2 separate regions of the Homo sapiens genome follow, and region 1 is linked to region 2. Evidence: chromatin loops called from intact Hi-C (ENCODE). Cell type or tissue: heart right ventricle. All regions are shown on one strand. Each heading gives the region's core, and the rest is flanking DNA. Links, peaks and the distances in the headings are about the cores only.

Region 1 (7,480 bases), core at 1,961-6,960, 71 kb before region 2:
CCCAGCTACTCGGAAGGCTGAGGTGGGAGAATGGTGGGAACCCAGGAGGCGGAGCTTGCAGTGAGCTGAGATCACACAACTGCACTCCAGCCTGGGCGACAGAGCAAGACTATGTCTCAAAAAAAAAAAAAAATCTGGTTTAGTGGCTGGGCATGGTGTCTCACACCTGTAATCCCAGCACTTTGGGTGGCTGAGGCAGGTGGATCATAAGGTCAGGAGTTAGAGACCAGCCTGACCATCATAGTGAAACACCATCTCTACTAAAAATACAAAAATTAGCCAGGCGTGGTGGTGCATCCCTGTAATCCCAGCTACTCAGGAGGCTGAGGCAGGAGAATTGCTTGAACCTGGGAGGCAGAGGTTGCAGTGAGCCGAGATCACACCACTGCACTCCAGCCTGACCAACAGAACAAGACTCTGTCTCAAAAAAAAAAAAAAAAAAAAATCTGGTTTAGTTACATTAATGTCCATAAAGTAGCCTTTAAAGCAAAATTTATTACTGGAGAAAAAAATGAGCCATTACATGATAATAAAATATAATTTAATTAAGAAAAGACAATGGTTCTAAACTTATATGCACCTAATAATAGAGCTTCAAAATGTGAAAAACAGAAATTGATAGAACTGCAAGAAGAAAATGATAAAAGAACCATATTGGAAAAGTTTTACATACCTATTTCAATGGTTGATAGATCAGACAGACAAGAAAGTTCAGAAAGTCTATATAACATTTGAGTAACATAATTAACAAGCATGATCTAATGGACCTATATACAGCACTGCATTCAACATTTCAATAATTCAAATTCTTTTCAATCTCTCAGGGAATATATATGAATATTACTTCCATAAAAGACCACTAAGAACATACCAACAATTTCAAAAAATGAGTACCATATAGGCCATCTTTTCTAATTACTAAGTAACTAAATGTGGAACTGATAATAAGATCATTTTTAAAAGCCATAAACATGAACATTTTAAAACATCTTATCATAACATATAAATGTTTATACCTCTGAGTTTCAAAAAGTCACAGTGTAGGAAGACCCCTTGAAACTATTGCTATGGAATAAAAGATGAAATGCTCCTGATTATCGTAAATACAAAATTGCATGAGGATTGTGTAGACAACGCCAGGCTGGACTGCCAGGATGAGCCAACAGCATGTGATGTGCTTCCCCCTGCAGAGAGCCTATGAATGGATGTGCGATCAGGGAGGTTTCACATCACCAAGATTCCTGTCCCAAAAAAGCAGATGTTCATAGCTCTGGGAATGGAATGCGACCCTTGTGGAGAGCCTATAAATGGATGCATGGGGGGCGGGGCGCCTGTCCCTATGGATAAGATAGGGTTATAAACGCCCTCATCTTGCCACAGCTCTTCTAGGCCTCTTTAGGGTTAAAGCATACTCCCTTCTGAGAATTTCTGGTCTAACCGGTTGCCTAGCTTCACATCCTGTTTCCATGGATTGTTTGTAACCAGCTTTTGTTGCAATTGTTACTGCTGATTAACATCTTGCTAATCATAGGTTATGGAAAGATTGTGTTTCTGTTTTAAGGCTCTGTTAGAAATTACTGATGCACACACTATATTGTAAATTCTTATCTCTGTATACTGTACTTTTACATACAAATGTACTGTACTTCTACATACAAATGTTATGTTAAAGAATTACTTCATCCCCATGTGACCATCTCACCTCATAATCAAATGACCCTAAATCCCTCACTAACCTACCCCGCCCTCACTAAACTTAATAATAAATACTGGTATATCCAGTGTATTGCTGGCACTGCAGGACCAGAAGGCAGTGACCCCCCTGGAACCAGCTTTCACTATCTTGTGTGTGTCTATTATTTCTCAACCTGCTGATCCACCTGGGAACAAAGAGAGAGACCCGTTGCATTGTGGGCTGCTGGCCAGATCCCGCAATATCACAGAAATAGTTATTCAGTCTAATTCCATTTATATAAATTCAAAAACAAGCAAAACTGAAAATATATTGTTCAGAGATATATTTTTGTGTGGTAATAACTGTACAGAAAACAGGAACGAATAACTATAAAATTTAGAAAAGTGACTACCACCAGTGAAAGGATGAGGGATGTGATTAAGGAGGAATACAGAGGATTCAAATATATTGAAGTATTCTCTCACTTAAATTGTGTGATGAGTGCAGAGGTGTTTCATTTATAACATTTGTTCAATGCTTTCATGAGAGAGAGATCTAGCACCCGATATACCCAATATGATCTAACATGCGATGTGTATGTAGAACATATACTTAGAGAATATATACACACCTTATTTACTGTATCTTGTGGTAGACTTATTACAAAACAGGCCTAATTTTTGCTATTCCTGTATATTCTCCTTTTGCAATGTAAATCTGCAGCTCCTCCCAATAAGTCAATTTTCTTACTTCTTGAAACTCTTACTCTCAAGCAATACATCTTCCCATTTGTTTTTCATAATAAGCAGCCATTTTCCATTGGCCTTAATTAGCATTCCCTTTTCTTGAATTTATGCAATTTTCCCTGTACCCTCATGACCTCCTTAAAAATTAGGCATCCTGGCCTCCATTTTTTCACATGTAAATTGTCTGGCTTATAGCTCTTATTTTAATTATTTTATTAATAACTCTTGAAGCTACCTAAAGGTATCTGCCGTCTTAAATAAAGAATACTTGAAAACCCTAATAGAATTCACCCACCAAGGGAGAAAAAAAAGAAAAAAAAAAAAGCATGTGGGCTGGAGAAGAATTTGGGGAAGGTAGATCTCAGAGTTGAAACCCAAAAGCAATTCATTTCTATCAGTGGCTCCTTAAAAATAGACCTGACCCAGTGTTCAAGTTTATTATTTTTTAGAGGAGGAAATGAGAGGGAAACTATCCTTCTTTAAACAGGCTATGTAAAAAGATTTTTTAAAATAAGGAAATGCCACACAGACGTTTCTCTGCACAGGACTGCTGACTTCGAAGACTTGTCCCTTGGCTCATGTTCATGTAAATTATTTTTGTAAAGACACGTACTGTTATAAAAACAGAGGTGTTTTTCGTGCTTCCCCTTTGCAGTTAATGGCCAAAAATCTTAAAATAACAGGATTGAGCTCCAAGCTGAAACCTAAACATGGCAAAACATGTAAATCCTCAGGCTATATCTGATACAGAGCTAATTAAACAACTCAGGGATTTCCTTCATGAGAAACGACAAGCTTTATCTACCTGCCTCACTCATCAGTAACGGGAAAGGGAAGGGGGGGTACTGAATTGGGATGAAATGTTCTACTAAACATGACATACCTCCAGAAGCAATCTTTCCCCCAACCCCCCATGTAGGGCACTAATAAATTTGAGGACTCACATTTCAACAACAACATTTTAAAATAATTTTTTTATTTTAGAACATCATTAGATGTACAGTAAAATTGTGAAGATGCTGTAGAGAGAGTTCCCACATACTGCCCCCCACCCTACAGCTTCCCTATTATTAGCACTGTATGTTAGTGTGGTACATCGCTTATCATTAGTGAACCAAAATCAATATGTCATTAACAAAAGTCCTCACTTTTTCAAATTTTCTCATTCTTCCCTTAATATCCTTTTTCTGTTCAAGGATCCCATCCAGCATCTCATGTTACATTTAAAGCTCACGTCTCTTTAGGCTGCTCTAGATTGTGACAGTTTCTTAGACTTTCCCTGTTTTTCATGACCTTGATAGTTTTAAAGACTACTGGTATTTTGTAGAACATCCCTCAGCTGGAATTTGTCTAATATTTTTCTCACAATTACACTCAAGTTATGTGTTTGGGGGAAGAATATCACAGAGGAAAATGCCAATCTCATAAAGTGTCATTTTTTAAATCCCATTTTTCTTTTTTCTAAAGTAGATATGAGCAGGTAGGAGTGAACATGTACAGAAAAAAATGACTTACGGAGGAATAAATCAAAATGTCACCCATATCACAGGGAGGTGGCCCTCTCTTAGCAGAGTCAGAATATGCCTCCATCCCATATTACAGCTGCTACTTGGTCAATCATCAAACCTGAAAGAAAGCCAGGGAGCAAGTCTGCAAGGGAAGAAGGATGAAAGATTTGTTACAAGAATCATTTCTACTTCAAAGAAAAACCTTCAAGCATAATGGGACCACCAGAGTGTTCCTCTCTTCTTTCTTTCTCTGTCTGCCTGTCTTATGTCTCTCTCTTTCCCCTTGTTTCATTCATTCATTCATTGTTTTATCCTCTCAACTAGTATTATTGAGTGCACTGAAAAATTGAATAGACACCAAAACATCACCCCTATCCTCAAGGTACTTACTTTCTAATGGGATAGAGGTAACTGGTAACAAATAAATGTCAAGAAGAAAAATAAAACAGGAGAAAGAATAGATCTGGGTGGAGAAAAGGGGATTTTTCTGTCTTAAGGAAGGGAAAACTTTCCCTCTACCCTTTAACGGTTTGGTAATTGAGTCTGAAATAAATTGGCAGTAGGCAGATTAGCAGGAAAAAAGAATAAAGATGTATCATGTGCATGGGGAGATCACAGGGAAAAAAAATGAATATCCACCAACCCACTGAGATGTAGATGCTTACGTACGCTCTTCACAGGGGAGAGAGGTTGGGGATGTAGGCAACTTAGGGGAGCAGAAATAATTTCTGGAAAAGATGAATAGGCCCTCCGAAGAACAGGTGGTATCCTGTGACGAAGTCTATCTGGGTGTGGGGTCAATCCTCAGTCTCCTCTCCTGGGAGGCGAGTTGAATCTTCCCTAGTTGATGAGATTCCTTGGGAGGGGACTCATGACAATTGAGATCTTTTTGAAGGATCTGTCTTGAGGCAGACAAAGTTCAGAGAAAAGCCCCTCAAGGCATTTGCTGTTCCCCAAGTGCCCTGAGTTTGAAGTCCAAAGTGGCATATTTGGGGGTGGCATTTCCTGAACGCCTTCACTATTTTAGAGAGTGGTCAGGGAAGTCTTCTCTGATGAGAAGACACCTAAGAAGGGATTAAGGTTCCAGACAGAGGAAATGGCAAGGGCAAAGGCCCTGAGGTAGGATTTGAGGTCTTAAGAGGTGTTTTGGAGAGATGGGGCAGTGACAGATCATGTAGCATCTTGGAGATGGAGATGGTTTAGATGGAAAACCACTGGTGGCTTTTTAGATGAAACAGTGTTATAATCCGAACTAGGTATTTAAAAGATTACTTTGGCTTTGGTTTGGTGATTTGTTTAGGAATAGGAGAGCTGGTGGTGTGTCTTGGTAGGAAAACTTCTTAGGAGATAATTACATTAGGCAAGGCAACAGAAGACCACCAATTGAACCAAGGTGATAGCAATGGAGGTGGAAAGGCGTAGGTAGATTTTGTATATAATTTGAAGGAAGAAAAAAGGGATGTGCTAATTAATTGCATACAAAATGTGAAAGAGTTTCCAGGTTTCACACACGTGAAACTATTCACTACTAAAAAAATAGAAAGTACATTACTTCACCCAAATTTTCAGCCTTTACATACGTCGAGATCTGACAAATTCTCACATGTACACTCTGAGGAAATAATGGAAAGGAAGACTTTTTTCATTTATTTCTCTTTTCAGTTCTCTCCTTTCTCCCCCAAAAGTCATCTACTCTAATATACTTATATTTTTAAACATGCTCGTATCCTTGTTAAATCCATTGTGTTATTTTATGTATATTGTATTTCTAATTTACCAAGACATTGACTTCAATATCTTTTTTTTTCAACCTAACACTGTGGTTTTAGGATCTGTTCATATTGATGTTTGTACATCTAGTTCAAAGATTTTCCTTACTGTGCAGTAATACAGTATCTATAACCTTACTGATGAATATCTAGGTTGTGCACAAATTCGTGCTATTACATCACTTTTAGAAATATCCATGTACAGATTGCATTATGGGCCTCTTTGTGGGTATCTCTGTGATAAGGAATCAATAATTCTCTACTCCTATTCACATCTTTTACTTTTTTTATTTTTGGAGTTACTCATATTCTAGATACTAATCCCAATCAATTAATCACTTATTACATTTATTTCCAGTCTGTCACCCATCTGTTAACTTTATCTATAGTTTGTTCTATTTGAACTGAAATATTTAATTTCAATGTGGTCAAATAATGTTATTTTTTTAAAAAAATCCTTAAAGTTTATAGAGTTCAGAAGAATCTCAAGAAAGGACTTAGACTCCTGGTGGGAATGTGACACAGTAAAAAGAGCATGTTTTAAACTGGCAAGTTGAATTTCCATTGACTGGGGTATGATGTGAAAAACATCAGTATTGTAAATTTCATCCACTTATGGAGTTAGTTATGTTCCACCCTATTCATCTTCCATCTCCACACTTTCTCCCTTGAGGGGTCATATACTTACTCTCTTATTCATTCCGCAGACTCTAGCCAAGACCTCTTTTAAAATTCTAGACTCACATTTTCAACTGCCTGATCGAGGGTGAAGTAGAAATATGTGTTTCCCTTGCCTGTCATTTCTTCTCCTTTCTTCTGACCAACAGAATATAATTACAGCAGTAAACACTTAAATACCACTAATTACATAACAGATTTTGTTTCTGTGCTTTACAAATATAAATTCTTACATTAACCTTGTTTTAACAACCCTGTGACGCCACACTCTTATTATTCCCATTTTATTGATGAGAAAACTGAGGCTCAGAGAAATTGTGACCTGTCCAAGATGATACAATTAGTATGTGGTGGAGCCAGAATATGTCTTTTTTTTTCCTGTGGGGAACCAATTACATATTTCAGGAGTGGAGTTGACACCACACCCCAGGGATATCACCCAGGTCCCCCAGTACGTGATTGGTTCAAGGTTAGTCACGTGATCACACTGAACCAATCAAAGTCCCTTTATGGATGCATTTTTGTCTGAGCCCTGGGGAAATTCTCTATTTCTGCTAATGAAATTGTATTGGTGTGTGAGGCTGCCAAGGGGCTATTATGCTATCCACACAAAAGAACCTGAGGACAGAAAGAGACTGATACCTGATGACATCATTTGAGTTCCTGGATCCAGTTACGACAGGGGCCAGTATGAACCTGGACATTTTGGTTTTGTGAGCCCATTAATTCCCTCTTTTCCTTAACCTACTTTGTATTGGGTTTCCTTTACATGTATTCAAAACAAGTTCTCTCTACTATCAATAACCTACAAGCACTTTTGTCCGGTCCTTGTTGTCACTTATCTTTTTTTTTTTTTTTTTTTTTTTTTGAGACGCAGTCTCTCTCTGTCGTCCAGGCTGGAGTGCAGTGGCTCGATCTCGGCTCACTGCAATCTCTGCCTCCCGGGTTCAAGCGATTATCCTGCCTCAGCCTCCTGAGTAGCTGGGATTACAGGCGACTGCCACCACGTCCAGCTAACTGTTTTTTTGTATTTTTAGTACAGGCGGGGTTTCACCATTTTCTTCAGGCTGGTCTCGAACTCCTGACCTCGTGATCCACCCGCCT
Region 2 (8,603 bases), core at 2,069-7,068:
TTACTGGATTTCCTGCCTTCCTTTTTTCTTTTTTATTTTGTAGGTATAACTACAATGGCCATCCTTATCTGGAATTCAACAACCTCGAACTGGGCTCAAGCAATACATTCACTTTAGCCTTCCGAGTAGCTGGGACTATGGACACATGCCACCGCACCAGGCTAATTTTTATTTTTTGTAGAGATGGGGTTTACTACGTTTCCCAGGCTGGTCTCAAACACCTGGCCTCAAGCATTCCCCTCACCTAGGCCTCCCAAAGTGCTGGGATTACATGAATGAGCCACTGCACCTGGCTTCGTGCATGATCTTGATTATATATTTTCCTTGAAGAATTGTGGAATTCTAGGATAAAAAGATTTTTGAGTCTCTTACTACATTTTGGAAAATTGACATTCTGAAATATACCAATTTATTCTGCCACTGATATCCCTATTTTCTTATAATTTTAGGATTTGGAAGAACTGGGCCCATATCAAACCCATATCAGCAAATGGAGGAAGTATATGTGGTCCCTATTAGGCCACTGTTTGCTCAGTTCTTGGTGTACCTGAGAGCCCCCAAAAACAGCTTGTTGACATCTCTTAAATTGAACCTGCATTTTTGGTGCAGTAGGAATTATGTGGGCTGGGGAACCACTGAGAACTGAAGAAGGAATCCTAACACATCCATTTGTGAACTGTGTCACTGTGGGCGCAGTATTGAACCACTTGCACCCTTGATCTTCTCATCTTTCACATGGGGATGGCCCTACCTACCTCACAGGACTATGGTAAGGTTGAGATGAAATCACACATGTAAAGCACCTGGGAGGAAGCTTGTCCTTAACCAGTATTAATATTCCACCCAGAACCCCACCCGAACCCCCTTCTCCATTCCACCAGTTCCTCCGTCTCATCCCTGCCCCCACCTCATAAACGACAGCAGTGGCTTCTCTAACATCTTAGGATTCTGAGTTTGAATAAATTACTAATATTTTTATTTGATTTGATGTTCAAAGTCTCTGACCAAAAGTGAACAATTTAATTATTTTATTTTATTCTATTTTATTTGAGACAATGTCTCCCTCTGTTGCCTGGGCTGAAGCTTAGTGGCGCAATTATGGCTCACTGCAGCCTCGAGCAATCCTCAGGCTCAAGCAATCCTCCCACCTCAACCTCCCAATTAGTGGAGACTACAGGCATGCACCACCATGCTTGGCTAATTTTTTAAAAAAATTTTTAGAGATGGGGTCTCACTATGTTGCATTATGTTGTCTCACTAGGCTGGTTTTGAACTCCTAGACTCTAACGATTCTCCTACCTCAGCCTTCCAAAGTGCAGAAATTATAGACCTGAGCCACCACACTCAGCCTGAAGGTGAACAGTTTACAAGTCAAGGAGAGAAATTGTCCTTTCTGTGATATTGCCAGACTCCCCCTGGCTGAAGATTACTATATCAGCCCTGTGAGTGATAATCAGGCTGTTTGGGCCAACAGCCTCTCAAATGAAACTTCTCTCTGGTTTGAAAAGAGCTTTTTTTGGGAGGAATGCCCACATGAATATATGGTTTTCTGTACTGAACATCTATCAACAACAGTGAAATTAAGTCAAGAAATTTTTAGCTATTTACAAAGTCATAACTGAAATTTGTGTTACCATTCCTTTCTATTTGCGGTCATTTAATGCATGAGTTCGTGATGAAGTTATGACCAAATACGACTTGAATTCATGATTTGTTTGGAGGGGAGGGGGCAGATTTTGCTCAACATTTATTACAGTATTCATTCAGTGAGATTTTATTTAGCACTTGCTGCATGCCAGGTGATGAAACAAGTACTGCAGATTAGGGCCAAATAAGGAAGACATGGTTTTAGATTCAGAAGCTTCCAGTCTAAAGTAAAGACAGACAAGAAACAAAAGACAATAAACAAAAATGTTACATAAATTACTGTATATTGTGAAATTATGATAAGAGCCACAAAGGAGGAGAGGAATGCCTTGATTGTATTTGTGTCTGGGGTACCTAACCTAGAGAAATGGGTGAAGTTTAAACTAGACTCTCAGAAATGACTAGTTAAAAAAAGAGTGGCAGATTGTATTTTCCAAAACTAGTCACAACCATAGTCTGCCCCACATGCCCTTCTGGAACCTGCCCCTCCTCCATCAAGTGCCAGAGTCCATGTCCCTTCCTTCTGTCCCTGGACAGATCTTTGTGACTGCTTTAACCAAGAAAGCATATTTGAAATGATGTCGTTTAACTTTGGAGGTAGGTCATAAAAGGTGATGCAGCTTCCAATCAGCCTCCTCTCCTAGAAGCTCACCCTCGGAACCCAGCCACATGGACAGGCCCCTGTGGAATGAACTGAGACCCCAGGCCTAAGCCGTGGCTGAGTTGACAGCAGCAGATTTTTAGCCACATGAGGGAACTGCCTTGAGGGGATGCTGTGACCCTTAGTCAGTCCACCCTAGGTGATGCTGCATGGAGCAGACGAGCCTTCCCTCCAATCCCTGCGAATTGCAGCTGCGTGAACAAAATAAATGATTACAGTTGTTTTCCAACACTAAGTTTGGGGTGGTCATTTATATAGCAATAGGTAAACAGAAGACAGAGTACACAATGAGAGTGACAGACTGGAGGCAGGAAGAGCTTCACCTGTCCAAGGACATGAAAAGAAGCCAGTGTGACTGGAGCACAATGAGCAAGGGAGGTTGTGCAGTAAAAGGAGACAGAAGGGGCTGGAGGAGGCAGGCCAAGGCATCCTTGGAGGCAGGGCTACCAGTCAGCTAATATACAATGGGCTGGATGTACAGAGTGCAAAAATATCAGTTCCTGTCACTCCCACAGCACACGGCAGCTCCTCCAGACTTGTGCCGCTTTTGTCACACCCATCACCAGCCCCACCGTGTCCCACCTGAGGTGCCAGGACCAGTAGGCAGGAGTCTCTCCTCTGAGTTGCTACTTTCTGGCCCCACCTCTTCCCTTTTAATTGCTTCAGTCCTAGGAATGGTAGCTGCTTCCTGAAGTTATTCATATCCAGGCATCTGTGTAACAGATTTCCTGATTACCCTTGTGTTTGAAATACCTAGGGTGATTTTTGTTTTCTAAACTGAATGCTGACAACAAATAGGATGACACTTCCCGACTCCCTGCTGCTGTGGCCCTTCTCAGAAGCCCCTTGGACTCCCTGGGATTAAAGAGGTGACACCAGCACCACAGGCACCCATCTCCAAATCTTGCTCCAGCACCGAAATTAACATCAGTTCTAATTGGTTTGTGCTTCTGCTGTATAGGGGAGTAAATATTTTGAATATCATCCCCCTGCAGAATATGGAAATAATTTTAAACTTGATTCTAAATCTAATGAGAGGCTACTAGAAGATTGTAGACAGTGGCCTGACATAATCAAATGTACATTTTAAAGGATTACTTTGACTACTGTATGCTGAATATACTGGAAAGAGGGCAAAAATGAATGTTAAGAGTCTAGTTAGGAAGTTATTATACCTCCTAACTAAAGTGAGAAATAATAGTGGCCTAGACTAAGCTGATGAATGTGGGCATAAGAATACAGGTTCTGGCCGGGCACAGTGGCTAACGCCTGTAATTCCACCACTTTGGGAGGCCAAGGTGGGTGGATCACGAGGTCGGGAGATCAAGACCTTCCTGGCTAACACGGTGAGACCCCATCTCTGCTAAAAATACAAAAAATTAGCTGGGCGAGTTGGCGGGCACCTATAGTCCCAGCTACTCAGGAGGCTGAAGCAGGAGAATGGCATGAACATGGGAAGCGGAGCTTGCAGTGAGCTGAGATCGTGCCACTGCACTCCAGCCTAGGTGACAGAGCGAGACTCTGTCTCAGAAAAAAAAAAAAAAAAAAAAAAAAAAAAGAATACAGGTTCTGCTAATCCAGTTTAGGTCATCAATAACCTTGCTTTTTTCTCTCTGTCTCTCTCCCCTACATGAAATATAAAGATTGATCTATAAAGGCTATAAACTGGCAAAGCGTAAGAAAAAAATATTTTAAGAGACAGATTGGGTGACTATCACTGCCAAGGGTCAAGACCAATTAAAATGGAAACAAGTCTCACAGCCTCCCTAATTTTTATCGACTATTAGCTGGCTTCGCACACCAGAAAGCATTCCAAGGAAGGTGTAAGTACTTCCTTCCCCACTCTTCCCCCTAGGAAACTTGTCCAGCATGTCAGTAACCAGGTCTTGCTCTACAAGGTGACAACCATCGCTGCCCAGGCCAATGTTAGTAATTCTCCATATTTGCAATATCCTCAGAGCCCGATTCTTTTCTTCTTTCAAGAATAACTACTGTCAGAATTGCCTAGATGATTCTCCAGGCTCCATTGTTCACCCACCTCCTGTCCCTCACCCCCTTTTAGAGTTCCTGCACAGCTCTGGCATCTACTTCTAATCCAGAAGCTTCCAGAAATGTCTTTCTGAACTACTAGGACCTTCTTGAGAACTTGGGACCTGAGTTCTTTATGGAGGGCCTTCAAGGGTAGATATCGAAATGTGTTGAAAAGAACAAGAGGCTTGAATGAATAGCTATGTGATGCTGGGAGAGTAACAGACCTCTCTTAGCCTCTGTTTTCTCACCTGAAAATAGAGAAAACCATCCCTACCTGCCTGGGCTTTTAGGCAGTTCAAATACCTTTACCAAAGCTGTACCTAGCTCACATTAGTTGCCCAATAAATAAATCATCTCATTAAAATAAAAAGAATACAGGTTCTGGACAGATTTATGAGGTAAAGCAGACAGTATCTGGGGACTCATTGAATGTGGGGATGAGAAGGAGGCCGCCATCAAGAAACACCCTAAGGTTTCCGGTGTGAGAAACTTGGGGCATGGACTTCATTTGCTGATAGAAAACTCAAAGAAGCAGGCCGAGGAATGGGTCATAAATTCCATCTGGGCCATATTTGGGTAAACGACTATGAGTCATCCAAAGGCAAATGTTGAATATATGATTTTACACATAGATTTGAAGTATGGAAGACAGAAATCTTTGCAAGAAATAAAAATTTCCAAGTTATCAGACTGTAGAGATGGTATGTAGAGCCTTGGAAATGGGTAAAATAATCTAGGAAGTGACTGTGGAGAAAGAGAGGAGAGTCCAGGTCCAGGATTATGCCATGAAGAAGACCCAGGAAAAATGAAGGAAGGAAGGAAGGAAGGAAGGAAGGAAGGAAAGAAGGAAGGAAGGAAGGGAGGGAAGGAGGGAGGGAGGGAGGAAGGAAGGAAGGAAGGAAAAAAGGAAGGAAGGAAGGACAGGAAGTGTGGTGTGGAAGGAAGGTAGGATTTGTTTTTTCTTTCTTATTTTTTGTAGAGACAGGGTGTTGCTATGTTGCCCAGGCTGGTAGTGAACTCCTGACCCCAACTGATCCTTCTGCCTCTGTCTCCCACACTGTCAAGACAACAGGCATGAGCCACAGTGCCTGGAGAGTAGGATTTTCAATTGGAAATTTCAGGAAGGCATTGGGATTGCTGCACTATCCTTGGCCCATATTTTCAGTCTCATTCCTGCCTTAGTCCTTAGTATTCTAAAGGTTGAAATGGCAGGGAAGATGGTGACATGGAGAGAACTCTTTGGTTCAGACAGACCTGAGCCAGTTCCCAAACAAGTCTCAGCTGCTCTCCCACTGTGTGACCAAAGTAAGCCTTCTTTTTTCCCACTTTCAGCCTCTATTTCCTTTTTTCTCTCTCTTTAAAAAAAAAAAAAATTGTTGTAGAGATGGGAGTCTCACCATTTTGCCCAGGCTGGTCTCAAACTCCTGGCTTTAGGTAATCCTCCTTCCTCGACCTCCTAAAGTGTTGGGATTACAGACATGAGCCACTGTGCCCAGCCCATTTTCTTTTCTGTTTATCAGCATTAAAAGAGTATTGTAAAAATAAAATAACTTGATGTGTATAGATATATTGATATACATTCAGATATATATCTGAAATATATATAGCTATATATCTAATATATATAAAACATATATAAATTGCTATCTATCTCTAGATATACCTACATCCACAAATATCTATATACATCTATATATATATCTATACATATCTATAGATAGATGGCAATTATATACAAGATTTGCATAAAGTTCTCAGCACATGGCAGATACTATACTAATGTTGGCCTGTCACACACACACATACGCAAACACACTCCTGACCACCCTCCTTCTTTCACACTTAAGAAAATAAGAACCAGCTGATTTAAAAGATAATCCTCCACCAGCACTCATGCCTGAAGAATTGGTACTTTCAGAGCCTGAGAAGCCTTTTCAGCCAGCCAGAAGACAGAACCCATACTGTGCGGCTCCCCAGCTCATGGCTTGCATCATGCAGATGCCCACAAACCCTTCATTCAGACATTGCTGAGGCTGGGATTGGGCAGCCACACAGGCAGCAAAGAGCCAGATCTTGCATGTACTGAGACCCTAGAGAGAATTTCTGTAGGTTTTGTTGTTGTCTTGTCCTCTGGGAAGGCTGCTCTTGACTTTCTGGCAATAAATAGAAAAATATAGATAGATGGTAGATAGATAGATAGATAGATAGATAGATAGTTAGATAGATAGGCAGATATCAATTTAGAACATATATGGTCCCCAGGTTTCCCCACTGGATATCCAAATTGGCCTCACTGCATCTGTAATTTAGAAATGATGTTACTCCTAAGGCATTGGGCACAGCAGCTAGGAGGCCAGATACCTCCACTCCAAATACTCTGTCCTGGCAGCCCCCCATTTCAAATGTCCTGTAAGGCTGTGTATCAGGCTCTGTGTCCTGGTTTGGAGCTTTGAAAATATGGTCACCATTTAGAGACATAGGCAAAAGTAAGACATTCTCTTTTTTCCTCCAACTTAAAAGGAAATTATTTGTTACCAAAAAAAAAAAAAAAATTATAACAAGCAACATGACCAGACATTTTATGGAAAGAAAAATTTACCCCTGAACCCTGACATACCAAGAAATCAAAACGTTTTCTTTTTTTGTCATGCCCTTCACCATTCCTAATTTGTGAAATATTTATTATTGTAGCATTAAACAAAAACAAAACGAAAAAAAAAACAGGCAGTGCCAAAGCTGTGTGAGCTCCCAGACCTGCACTCTCCCACCGTCTTTTCCAACTCCTCTACCCAGATACATAGAAGCAAACCATGGGAGGCCTTCTTCTGCTACCCAGCCCACCTGCAGATGGCCCAAATGAAACCCCCCAAACCCTCAATCAATCAAATTTTGCAAACATTACCTACTGCGTGTTCAGCTCTCTTCTAGACACAGAGCAGGGTGAGGAGAAGGGATGTAAGAAAGAAATAGAAGACCTGGTCCTTACTCTCTGGGGCGTTGCCATGGCAACGGGAAGGGGGTGCTGCAGAGGGGGTGGAAAAAGGGCACAATTACCAAGAGAGGCCAGGGCCTAACTGGAGTTCTTGCCCCGTTTCATGTGTGCAGGATGCAGCTGCCTTCTTTGTCCTTTGTGAATGAAGCCACTGATTGTAGCTTCTGAGGCAGTTTCCCAAAAGTGTCATGAGAAAGAGGCAAGATGTTAATGTGTTAAGCAGAAAAAAACAATTCCATGGCCAGATGAGTTGGGGATGTGAGGGTTAAAGAAAAACAAACAGGTTTCTTTCTCCAGATCTCAAAGCATTTACTCTACTCACAGGCAGTGTGAATCTCAACGAGGGCGCGGAAGCCTGCTGCATTTCCCAAGCTTGCGCGGACACAGGGAGGAACACCTTGAGGATCCAGCATCTAAGAAACATACTTTGGAAAATGCAGCTCCAGAATATTCTCTTTTGTGTCTGCTCAAGGACCGTATAGCATATTCTCCCAGATATTTCTAGGCCAAAGGAAGTCATTCCCTCCCCTTCCTTCTCATGCCTGGAAAATGGTAGAATTGAAGAGAAATCCATGGTTGGGCTGGAGGGCTCCCTGTACACAGAGGCTAGGGTGGGGGTGGGGGGCTTGGTGCAGAGAAGGGAGAGAAGGCAACGGACCCAATAAGAGACACCAATTATGGAGGACTTTTGCTGCTTCCAGCACTGGGCTTGCAAGGGAATTATTGAGTAACACCTGCAGTTGCAACCAAGACGGAGGTCAGCTCCTAAACAGAAGGCTCCACGACTCAGTTTCATGGTCACTTTCCTGACATGCAGTAGAAATCCCAGGCTTTTCCTGTTTCCTTTTCTTTGTGAATCCCTTCTCCAGTGTCTATGGGAGTGAGGCGGATGAAGTCACAAAGGCTCTGAGGTTCAGCCTTCTAGGATTACTTAGGCTGTTCAGGTCCCTCCACTTCCTCCCCAAGCTTCCTCCTCTAATTTCCTTAGGCCACTCCATTCTTCCATCCTCTAGTGCAATGGTTCCCAACCTTGGCTGCACATTAGAATCATCTGGAGGTTTTCTGTATGTGGTTGTTTTAATCTCAGTGGCCAAACCTCGTCTCAAATGGATGAAATCAGAAAGTCTAGGACTGAGACTCAGGCACCAGCATTTTTATGGCTTCCCAGGTTATTCCAATTTGCAACTTTAAAAACCGTCCAAGGGTAGAATTCTCTCATTTAGCAACATTGGTCTCCCAGGAAGCAGGTTCCTTTTCATCGGAAACCCAACT

What was found. Peaks named below come from ENCODE experiments on the same cell type or tissue, not always from the same donor. Only the 100,000 strongest peaks of a DNase experiment are listed, where the experiment ranks them.
Region 1: it touches region 2 in a loop (7-fold over the local background); 2 of 110 quality-filtered maps call a loop at or near these places.

Annotation. Positions count from the first base shown.
Region 1 is chr4:54,403,448-54,410,927 of GRCh38, reverse strand. No RefSeq gene overlaps it. Among named protein-coding and RNA genes, the nearest start is that of LINC02283, 74 kb to the right of the region's middle. In heart right ventricle, for the core only: no CTCF peak of the experiment used is centred there; no DNase peak of the experiment used is centred there; H3K27ac peaks cover 1,599 bases.
Region 2 is chr4:54,331,573-54,340,175 of GRCh38, reverse strand. LINC02283 (long intergenic non-protein coding RNA 2283) reads right to left here and starts at 7,284. Exons shown (of 2, transcript NR_147160.1): 1 at 7,242-7,284. In heart right ventricle, for the core only: no CTCF peak of the experiment used is centred there; no DNase peak of the experiment used is centred there; H3K27ac peaks cover 1,359 bases.